2 separate regions of the Homo sapiens genome follow, and region 1 is linked to region 2. The links are chromatin loops, found by intact Hi-C in ENCODE. Cell type or tissue: gastrocnemius medialis. All regions are shown on one strand. Links, peaks and the distances in the headings refer to the core of each region. The heading gives the core; the rest is flanking DNA.

Region 1 (5,380 bases), core at 167-5,166, 140 kb after region 2:
GCCTCCCAAAGTGCTCGGATTACAGGCATGAGCCACTGCACCTGGCCGGATTCTTATCTTCTCTTAAGAAAAGACCCTTTCTGTGCCCATGCCAGGGGTCCCCTGGTGATGGGAGGCAGTAGAGGTTGCTGATCAGTGGCCATGGAGGACCAGGTGACCAAAAGCTGGGAGGCAAGAAGGCAGTAGGGTGCAGGACTGAGGCTCCAATCCTGGTGCACGTTCCATTGTCCCGCTGGACTTCGCTTACAAAACACAAATTCAAGGTTGGGCATGGTGGCTTGCGCCTATAGTCCCATCCACTTGGGAGGCTGAGGCTGGAGGATCACTTGTGCCCAGGAGGTGCAGGCTGCAGTGAGCCATGGGTGCAACACTGTTCTCCAGCCTGAGTAACAGACCATGACCTTGGCTTCAAAACAAACCAACAAACAAAACATAAAGTCAAAGATCAAATTAGTAAGATTTTAAATGAATAATTAATTAAACCCCAAGTGCTAGGGGAATGTGAAAACTTCCAAATGCTGGGACTTTCTGAACATGTGGGGCCCTGAGTGACTATCCCGGTTACTCAAGCTGGCCCTGCCCAGAGCTGTTAACTGGTATGTTCTACAGGGATGGTATCTCTCTTCCTACCTTGCAGCTATGCTGTGAAGAGTAAGAGGAAGTATTCTGAAAAGTGCAAGGTCTTATACTGAGGTAAGACACTCTATTGTTTTGTTTTGAGACAGAGTCTAGCTCTGTCACCCAGGCTGTTGTGCAGTGGCTGGATCTTGGCTCACTGCAACCTCCGCCTCCCGGGGTTCTAGCGATTCTCCTGCCTCAGCCTCCTGAGTAGCTGGGACTACAGGCATGCGCCACCAAACTTAGCTAATTTTTGTATTTTTAGTAGAGATGGGGTTTCACTATGTTGGCCAGGCTGGTCTTGAACTCCTGACCTCAGGTAATCTGCCTGCCTCAGCCTCCCAAAGTGCTGGGATTACAGGCATGAGTCACTGTGCCCGGCCCACTCTATTGCTTAAGTCTGATTTTTTTACATCTGGATCAAGTTGGTTTACCAGAAATCACATGCATGTGTTTGGTGTTCTGTGCCCCATAGTGTAGAGTCAATTTCCCAATTCTATGGGAACAGATTATCTTAGAGGCCATAACATGTTCTTTTATAAAGGAGCCACATAGCGGACTGCAGAAGAGCTCCAGGATCAGCTTGGCCCACTAGTCTCCATGATCCTCTTAGTATTACAGGAAAACTCCCTGAAGAGTTTTAGAACATTTTCTTGGAAGTTTGTTGGTCTTGGTGGGTGGGGGCGAGGTGGCAGTGGTTTAACGTAGTGTTACTTAAATCTGGATTGAATCCAGAGCTACTGCTTCCTAGCTGGGAGGCCTTGTGCAAGTTGTGTGAATAAGCCTTTCTTCATTTACAATAAAATAAGTGTGATGTTAATGATACCTTCTTTAAAGTTTTCTTGTACAAAGCAACAGAGGATTCTTTACATTGTCAGGTATGCAGTAGGTGCTCAGTAAGCATTAGCTGTTACTATTTTTAGCTTGGAGAGGCGCAAGCAAAGACTTTCAGAGTAAAAGATAGTTTGTGCTGGTCGCTTATTTGGTGAGTATTATTCCCACCGCCCAAAGTCAAGGAGAGGCCAAGTCTAGCTGGCTGCTAGAGACTCAAGTCTTTGGATTTATCCCATGCACTTGAAATTGTCCATTCCAAGGTCTATGTGGAGGGAGAGGAGAAAAAAAAACAAAAAACAAACAAAGAAAAAAAACCCAGAAACAATAACCCAAGCATCATAACTCAATTGAAATCTTCACTTTTTCTATTGTCACAGAAAGGCACAGAAGCAACACTGCAAATATCACAAATCTCCAGCACCGTATGCTGTTACTCTGAGCTGGATTTTTTGTTCTTTTGTTTGCATAGATTATTCTGCTTTTAATCTTCAAAATCTGCGCATGAAAGGGGACTGCACAGAATTTTTTTTTTCTTTTTGAGATGGAATCTCATTCTGTCTGTCACTCAGGCTGGTGTGTGCAGTGGCAAGATATAGGCTCACGGCAACCTCTGCCTCCCTGGTTCCAGCGATTCTCCTGCCTCAGCCTCCTAAGTAGCTGGGATTACAGGCATGGGTCACCACACCTGGCTAATTTTTTTTTTTTTTTTTTTTTTTTTTTTTTTTTTTTTTTTTTTTGAGACGGAGTCTTGCTCTGTCGCCCAGGCTGGAGTGCAGTGGCGTGATCTCGGCTCACTGCAAGCTCCGCCTCCCAGGTTCACGCCATTCTCCTGACGCCTGGCTAATTTTTGTATTTATAGTAGAGGCGGGATTACACCATATTGGCCAGGCTGGTCTCGAACTCCTGACCTCAGTGATCCACCTGCCTCAGCCTCCCAAAGCCCTGGAATTACAGGCGTGAGCCACCTCACCTGACCTGCATAGAAATTTGATAATCATGGTTTAGGAGGAGCTGCTTCTTGGTTAGATCATAGGCCAGGATCATATTTTTGCATGCTGGACTCTCACAGAATTCTCCTGCACCTGCTTCGGGATTAAATGTTGCTGATTCTAGAACTACTTTTGAGAAAATAGTCACAACAGTTCACCAACCACCAAAGAAAATACTGCACCAAGTGGCCGGGCGCCATGGCTCACGCCTGTAATTCCAGAACTTTGGGAAGCCGAGGCAGGTGGATCTTCTGAGATCAGGAGTTTGAGACCAGCCTGGCCAACATGGTGAAACCCTATCTCTAATAAAAATACAAAAATTAACCAAGTGTGGTGGTGCGCACCTGTAATCCCAGCTACTCAGGAGGCTGAGACAGGAGAATCGCTTGAACCCAGGAGGCGGAAGTTGCAATGAACCGAGATCGCGCCACTACACATTCCAACCCGGGTGACAGAGCGAGACTTCATCTCAAAAAAGAAAAAAAAAGAAAAAAATCCAATGGTGTTTCATTAATTAGAAATGAGTGACAGAAACCAGAGCCGAGTCTCCGTCTTGACAAATGTGTGCTGCCATCTAGTGACAAACTGTAAAAATGCAGGCACGCTGTTGCACCATTCATGTCTCCATGGCCAACACAACCCTGGGAAGGAAAAGGTCTAAGGTGCCCCCTCAGCCACAGCCACGCAGAACGTGTGCTGAAGTTCATAGAATCGGAAGCCCCTGGAGAAGTCGTGTGGAACGCTCCTCTGTATCATGGCCTGACCACGTTAGCCCACCCCTGCGGATGAGCATCTGTGACAGCATTACCTGGACGTGTTCGTCTGTTTTGTGTTCATACTGTACCCCTAAAAGGTGGACTCTTGACTGATGGGCTTCTGTTCTGAGTTGGGTTAAAGATGTGATTATTAACCTTGAATATCCCAGTTCTCCACCAAAAACTTGTTTTGGGAAGAGAGAATACATATGGGAAGATATCAGAGTGGGAAACCAAAATCAACTTTTATCCACCCCATCCTTTTTTTTTATTTCTTTATTTTTTTGAGACAGGGTCTCACTCTATCTCACAGGCTCGAGTGCAGTGGCGCCATCATGGCTCACTGCAGCCTTGACCTTCTGGGCTCAAGCAATACTCCTGCCTTGGCTTCCCAAAGTGCTGGCATTACAGGCGTGAGCCAGTGTTCCCAGCCTATTTCCTTATTTTTAATGCACGATATAAAGAAAACGAATTAACCCCCAAAGCCCAACTCTGCTCCACATGGTGGGGAAATTTGCCTACTCCTTGGATTTTGAGTTTAAGATGTCCTTATGTGGTTTTTACTCATTTCATTATTCATTAACTTAGTCAACAGATGCATTCCCCAAACACTGGGTATAGGACGGAGAACGGGATCCACATAGTTCTTGCTCACATGGAGTTTTTAAAACAGATCTGTTTTCTGGATGGGCACAGTGGCTCTCACTTTGGGAGGCTGAGGCGGGCGGATCACCTGAGGTCAGGAGTTCGGGACCAGCCTGGCCAACATGGTGAAACCCCGTCTCTACTAAAAATACAAAAATTAGCTGGGGCGTGGTGGTGGACTCCTGTAATCCCAGCTACTCAGGAGGCTGAGGCAGGAGAATTGCTTGAACCCGGGGGGCAGAGGCTGCAGTGAGCGGAGATGGCACCATTGCATTCCAGCCTGGGTAACAAGAGAGAAACTCTGTCTCAAAATAAATAAATAAATAAATAAATATATAAATAAATAAATAAATCTGTTTTTCAAAGGGTGGGTTGTGAAATCAAGGCATTAAAAATATGAAATAATACAGAAGCATGGGCTTACACAGGGAGATGGGGAAATAGCAAAAGCATAATGGTTAATCCCAGGAAGGTGAAGCCAGTAAAAAGTAACAATGAAATACACTTACTTTTGGCAAGATGAATGGATTTAGGAGAAAACTCCACCGTTCGGAGTCACACGCGAAGGCTGGAGCTCAGATGGGTGAGTAGAGGCAAAGCTCATTGGTAGGGGTGATGGGATTGTTTGCAGAGAGACCTAGGGGTCGAAGCAGAGTGAATTCTTTATTCTTGGTCCTGTTGGCTGAGCCACTGATTTGAGACAGTTATGGGAAATGTGGATGTTGCAGACATGCCCTGAATTTAGTTATTTGTATTATTTAATAAGCTTTTGGAAAGTTAATCCTCCAAAACTTTTGGATTTCCTATTTTCTCTATGAAATATGCTTATATTTGTTCTGTTTATTTGTAGCTGTTTCTTTTTTCTTTTTTTAGGACCTTGTGGTGCAACGGTATATAGCAGTTTCTTTAAGCACAGTCTCATGCCTTTCTTCTTTTGCTGTCCTTTGGCATATTTAATTTTCCTTTTCCCCAATAAACCCTATTCCTTATCCACAACTATGTGGTGCTGTGGAATTCATTCTGGAAGGTGGTAATGTATTTTGCACGACAACAGCTAATGAGGCAAACAATTCTTCGAGTATATAAATCAGGAGAATGAGAAACTGTGGCCTGCGTCATTGATGACTTCTGAGGAAGAAAAAGTAAATAATGAGCTTGGAAGGCTCATCTCTGCCAAGTCAGGGACAGTATGTGGTGCATCTTTGGGGCATGAATGCCTAACCTGGGGCAAGCTGCAAAGCAGGTGTTCAGATCCAGTTGTTAAGTGAAGATTATTAAAAGACCATGTGACCTAACAAACAAAAGGATGTGGGTAGTTAGAGTGGAACAGCCTGTTTCAGCCGTTCCTGGCTGGGTAACCTTTGGCAAGTAATTAATCTTTCTAAACTTCAATTGTCTTATCTATGGAATGAAGCTAATGGTCTTACAGCATTGTTGGAGGGATCAGAAATAATACTGGAAGCACCTGGAGTATGTTAGATACTCCATCAAATGGTATCAGTTACTGTGTGACATTTACAGATTTGCAATATCTTTTTA
Region 2 (5,380 bases), core at 288-5,287:
ATAAGTTCTGGAGATCTGTTCTACAGAATGATGACTACAGTTAATAATAATGTATACTTGAAAATTGCTAAGAGAGATTTTTTGCTTTTATTATTATTTTTAATTGACACAAGAATTGTACATATTTTTGGGGTACAGTATAATATTTTTATACAATGTGCAATGATCCAATCAGGGTAATTAGCATCTCCACCACCTCAAACATTTATCTTTTCTTTGTTCTGGGAGCATTCAAAATGCACTCTTCTAGCTATTTGAAAATATATAATAAATTGTCATAAATTATCATCACCCTATAATGCTAAAGAACACTAGAACTACTCCTCCTATTTAGCTGTTTTGTTTTTTTTTCCAGTCCGGGTCTCACTCTGCCCCCCAGGCTAAAGTGCAGTGGTGCAATCACAACTCACTGTAGCCTTGACCTCTCGGGCCCAAGTGATCCTCCCACCTCAGCCTCCAGAGTAGCTGGGACCGCAGGCATGCACCAACATGCCTGGTTAATTTTTTAAATTTTTTAAAGAGATGGGGTCTCCCTATGTTGCACAGGCTGGTCTCAAACTCCTGAGTTCAAGTGATCCTCCCACCTCAGTCTCCTAAAGTGCTAGGATTATAGGTGTGAGCCACCAAACTCAGCCATGTACTCATGTATCTGTTAACCTGTTAGCCAACCTTTGGCTACCCCCTCCCCCTTACCCTTCCTCGCCTCTAGTAAACACTATTCTAAGCCAATAGATCTTAAATATTCTTACCACAATAATAATAATAATAATAAAAGTATGTGAAGTGATGAAAATGTTAATTAACTTGATTTAATCATTTCATAATGTATGCATATATCAAAACATCACATTGAACACTGTAAATATACACAATTTTTATCAATTATACTTTAATAAAGATGGAGGAAGAATTGAATATAACATTAAAACAAAAAACAATTGCAGGCCGAGCGCAGTGGCTCACGCCTGTAATCCCAACACTTTGGGAGGCCGAGGCGGGCGGATCACCTGAGGTCAGGAGTTCAAGACCAGCCTAGCCAACATGGTGAAACCCCATCTCTATGAAAAATGCAAAAATTATCTGGGTGTGGTGGCGCACGTCTGTAATCCTAGCTACTCCGGAGGCTGAGGCAGGAGAATTTGCAGTAAGCCGAGTTTGCGCCACTGCACTCTAACTGGGCAACAGAGTGAGACTCTGTTTAAACACACACACACACACACACACACACACACACACACACAACCATCAACAACAACAACAAAAATTGCAAAACCTAAAGAAAGTCTTTAATCTAGTCCAGACCAGCCTTTTACAGATGAGGTCACTGAAGTGCAAAGAGGTGAACTGACTTGTCTAATCTTACACAGCAAGTCGCCGGCAGAACTTGACCTGAAATCCAAAGCCAAGCATTTTCTATTACCTCCAGGCTTTTCAGTCCAGCCCTCCCGGGGGCTCTGCTTTGGGGATTGGTATTGGTGACAAAGGGAATAGACTGGAACATGCATAGAGCTCTCCATTTAGATTGACATTTTCACACTGTGCCAGGTCGTCGGCAAGAAACAGTGCAAGCTCCAAGATTGCTCGCCCCGACCCTTTTCCTCCTCCCCAACCTCTCTCATAACCAACTTCAGCTAAAAGGTCTGAGAAGAAAAGGGAATCTTAGATGACTCTCACTAGGGTGTAAATGACTCCCACCATGATTTTTATTTTATTGAGTCATAACTCCAAAAGCAGTTTGATAGATAGGATGTCAGGCAGTAGGATGAAGACAGATGGGGAAACTGCCTAGGCTCATGAAGAAGGTGAAGGCACTGAGGCCCTGAGTAATTTCATAAAGAACACCTTAGAAAATGTCCAGCACCGTGGTTTCTTACCTTCACTTAGCACTCACAAGGCCCCACATTCTGACAGATTTTGTTTATCAGACAAATTGCACTCAGTCGGGCTTTTTTCATTTTCCTCAGAGAGTTCTCAGGTTGCACAGAATTGAGATAATCTCCCTGCCTCACCGTCTCCCCCACGAAGACACTCCATGTTTTTGTTTGCAATACAGTCTTTTATGGATCAATGTAAGATTTTCATGGTGTTCTTTGCATTTTGCAAGTATTGCTCAAACTGGAGACCCAAAAAGAGCACTACCTTTAGAGTCAAAGACCCCTAGGTTCCAATTTCAGCTGAGATACTGTGAGCACATCACTAGCCCACTCTGATCCTATATCCCGGTTGTATAATCACCTATTTCCCATCAATTGCGAGGCTGGAGATAAAAGTGCCTACTCTGCCCAGTACACAATAGGAGCTCAGTAAACTTAAGTTCTCTTGCTTACCCACTATCCTAATGTATTAGGGGAAAGACAGAGATGTGGGGAATGGCACCTGGGAGGTTCCAGCTGTATGCTTCACAATGCTACCAATGAAAATTCTGAATTAGGCTTCAGTTTCCTCTCTACAAAATGAGACAGGACAGGAGTGGGTAGGAAGAGGAAGAGCTTGGCTTTGTTGGTTTAAGCTGGGCCCGTCTGATTCCGTAACGCAGGCTTCACTGCGGGGTCCAGCCCATTCCCCACCCAGGGCTTCGGGTGCTCTGAATGTCTTTTGGTCAACTCCAAGGCTGCCCAGGATCAGGGTGGGGAGGCAGGGTGGTGGGTAGTGGGGTAGAGAGAAGCAGTTCCCCCACATAACCTGCAGGTGGCACCAGAGCAACGTGGGAGCCGAGGGTTCCGCTGTAGCCTTCCTGGAGACTCACCCAGGCAGGGCGAGGTAGGGCGAGGCAGAGGTGGTGCACACCGTTCAGCTGGGCAGCGGCCTGAGCGCGCCTGCGGATCAGTCCACACCGTTTGAAATCGACACATGGGTCTTCTGGCTAATTTGCTCTCTTTGGCAGGGTGATCATATGATTTATCATCCAAATCCGGACATTCGGAGAGTGCAAGGGGCACTGTTATAATTGCACCGGGACAGCAGACATAACCTTACGTGTACTTTGCAAACCAGAACATATGGTCACCCCACCCTCTGGTCACTTCTTCTTCCTTGTTTCCATTCTTTCTTTTATTTTTTTTTTCTTTTAAAACACACAGCATTCTTTTCCCCGAGCACCATTGTCTTTGAAAATGCCTTTGCCGGCCGGGCGCGGTGGGTCACGCCTGTAATCCCAGCACTTTGGGAGGCCGAGGCAGGTGGATCACGAGGTCAGGAGTTCAAGACCAGCCTGGCCAAGACGGTGAAACCCCGTCTCTACTAAAAATACAAAAAATTAGCTGGGCATGGTGGTGGGCGCCTGTAATCCCAGCTACTCGGGAGGCTGAGGCAGGGAATTGCTTGAACCCAGGAGGCAAAGGTTGCAGTGAGCCAAGATCGCGCCACTGCACTCCAGCCTGGGCAACAGAGCAAAACTCCGTCTCAAAAAAAAGAAAAAAAGAAAAAAGCCTTTACCTTCGGGATATTTTCGACCATGCAACATCTACTTTTGCATCTTGAGTCTGAACAGTCTCTCTGAAGCCATCCCAAAGGCTGGTTTTAGCTTCCAGACAGAAGACTCTGTTCGCTGGCTTACCATCTCCATGACGCAAGAATTAAAGATGTCTGACGTGGAACAGTGACCCTTCTCTCAACTTTGGTGCCCCTTTGCTAAATTTATTCCTGTAATTTTGTTCTGAGTGCTCATGTCCTTTATCTCTTTTAATTTACGTATATTAGTTTATTGAATTGCAAGTAGACAAGCCCCATTAAGCAAGATTCTTATATTTCCAAGACCATCCCATTACTCCATTCAACCCCGAATTAGCGTGCCATTTATCCCCTTGTTTCTGAACCCTCTTCACTTAATAGTCTCATAAACATCCATCCATTGCAAAAAGGACTCAAACTATTCTCGCTTCCATTTTTAGTTGATTCATTGCTATCCAAGTAATAATTTGTCTGGGGGAGTCATTAGTAGAGAATTGTGCCCTTAAATTTATTTTTATAGTTGGATTCTGCTAGTTAATATCTCTCTCTCTCTCTGTCATTCTCACATTACAACAAATGACTATGTCTTAACCTAAAATCTAGGTTAGAAATTTGATCTTATCTGAATAAGATATTAATAGATAATATGAGATTTTTTTAATTTACTGAAACTTTTCTCAGCTAAAAATGATCGTCACAAATATGTATGTAAGCAATTGGAAAATTGGGATGTAAATATATCAACTCTTAAAATATCATGTTTGGAGACAGGATTTTCCTTTTTTTTTTTCTTTTTTAATAAAGTAAATTTGCTATGGTTGGAATGCTTGTGTGTCCTCCAAAATTCATGTTGAAACTCACACCCCAGTGTGATAGTATTAAGAAGTGGAGTCTTTTTTTTTTTTTTTTGAGATGGAGTCTTGCTCTGTTTACAGGCTGCTGGAGTGCAGTGGCATGATTTCGACTCACTGCAACCTCTGCCTCCCGGGTTCAAGCAATTCCCCTGCCTCAGCCTCCCGAGTAGCTGGGACTACAGGTGTGCCATGCCCAGCTGATTTTTTGTATTTTAGTAGAGACGGGGTTTCACCATGTTGGCCAGGATGGTCTCAATCTCCTGACCTCATGATCTGCCCGCCTTGGCCTCCCAAAGTGTTGGGATTACAGGTAGCGTCTTTAGGAGATAATTAAGTCGTGAGGGAAGAGCCCCCTCATGAATGGGATAGTGACCTTATGAAAGGGCTTGAGGGAGCTGCCTAGCTCGGTTTCCTTCTTTTGCTTTTCTGTCCTTTCCACCATGTTGGGACACAGCATTCCTCATCTCTGGAAGACTCAGCATTTAAAGTGCCATCTTGGAAGCAGAGAGCAGCCCTCACTAGACTACAAATTTGCTGGCACCTTGATCTTGGACTTCCCACCCACCAGAACTGTGAGAAATAAATTTTTGTCCTTTACACATTACCCAGTCTCAGATATTTTGTTATAGCAGCACGAATGGACTAAGACAGTATCTTACATACAGTGAGATGCATATACCTTAAATTACAACTCCATACTATTTACATATGTGCACATTCATGTGACCACCACTCAGCTCAAGATACAGAATGCTTCCATCACCACAGAGGGCTCCCTCTTGCCCCTTCTCAGTTGCTGTCCTCCTCAAAGTTAACCACAATCCTGACGTCTGTCACCCTGGGTTAATTATGAATATAAATGGATTCATACAGTATGTGCATGTTTGTGGCTGACTTCTTTCATTCAACACAATCCTATGAGATTTAGCCATGTTTTGGGTATTGGTAGTTGTTTATTTTTCTGGTTGTGTAGTTTTCCATATTTCATTTATTATCCTTCTTTCTTTTTTTTTTTTTTTTTTTGAGACAGAGTCTCGCTCTGTCACCCAGGCTGGAATGCAGCGGCACGATCTCGG

The links. A loop is a pair of places that touch in the nucleus more often than their neighbours do. Peaks named below come from ENCODE experiments on the same cell type or tissue, not always from the same donor. Only the 100,000 strongest peaks of a DNase experiment are listed, where the experiment ranks them.
Region 1: a loop joins it to region 2, with 17 times the contacts of the local background. A loop is called at or near these places in 85 of 110 quality-filtered maps.

What each region holds. Positions count from the first base shown.
Region 1 is chr10:30,531,704-30,537,083 of GRCh38, forward strand. The region is part of intron 1 of LOC105376478 (a long non-coding RNA gene); the gene reads left to right. Among named protein-coding and RNA genes, the nearest start is that of LYZL2, 95 kb to the right of the region's middle. In gastrocnemius medialis, for the core only: a CTCF peak has its summit at 3,022 (motif pointing left); a DNase peak (open chromatin) is centred at 3,038; H3K27ac peaks cover 390 bases.
Region 2 is chr10:30,389,992-30,395,371 of GRCh38, forward strand. No RefSeq gene overlaps it. Among named protein-coding and RNA genes, the nearest start is that of MIR7162, 24 kb to the left of the region's middle. In gastrocnemius medialis, for the core only: a CTCF peak has its summit at 2,683 (motif pointing right); a DNase peak (open chromatin) is centred at 2,720.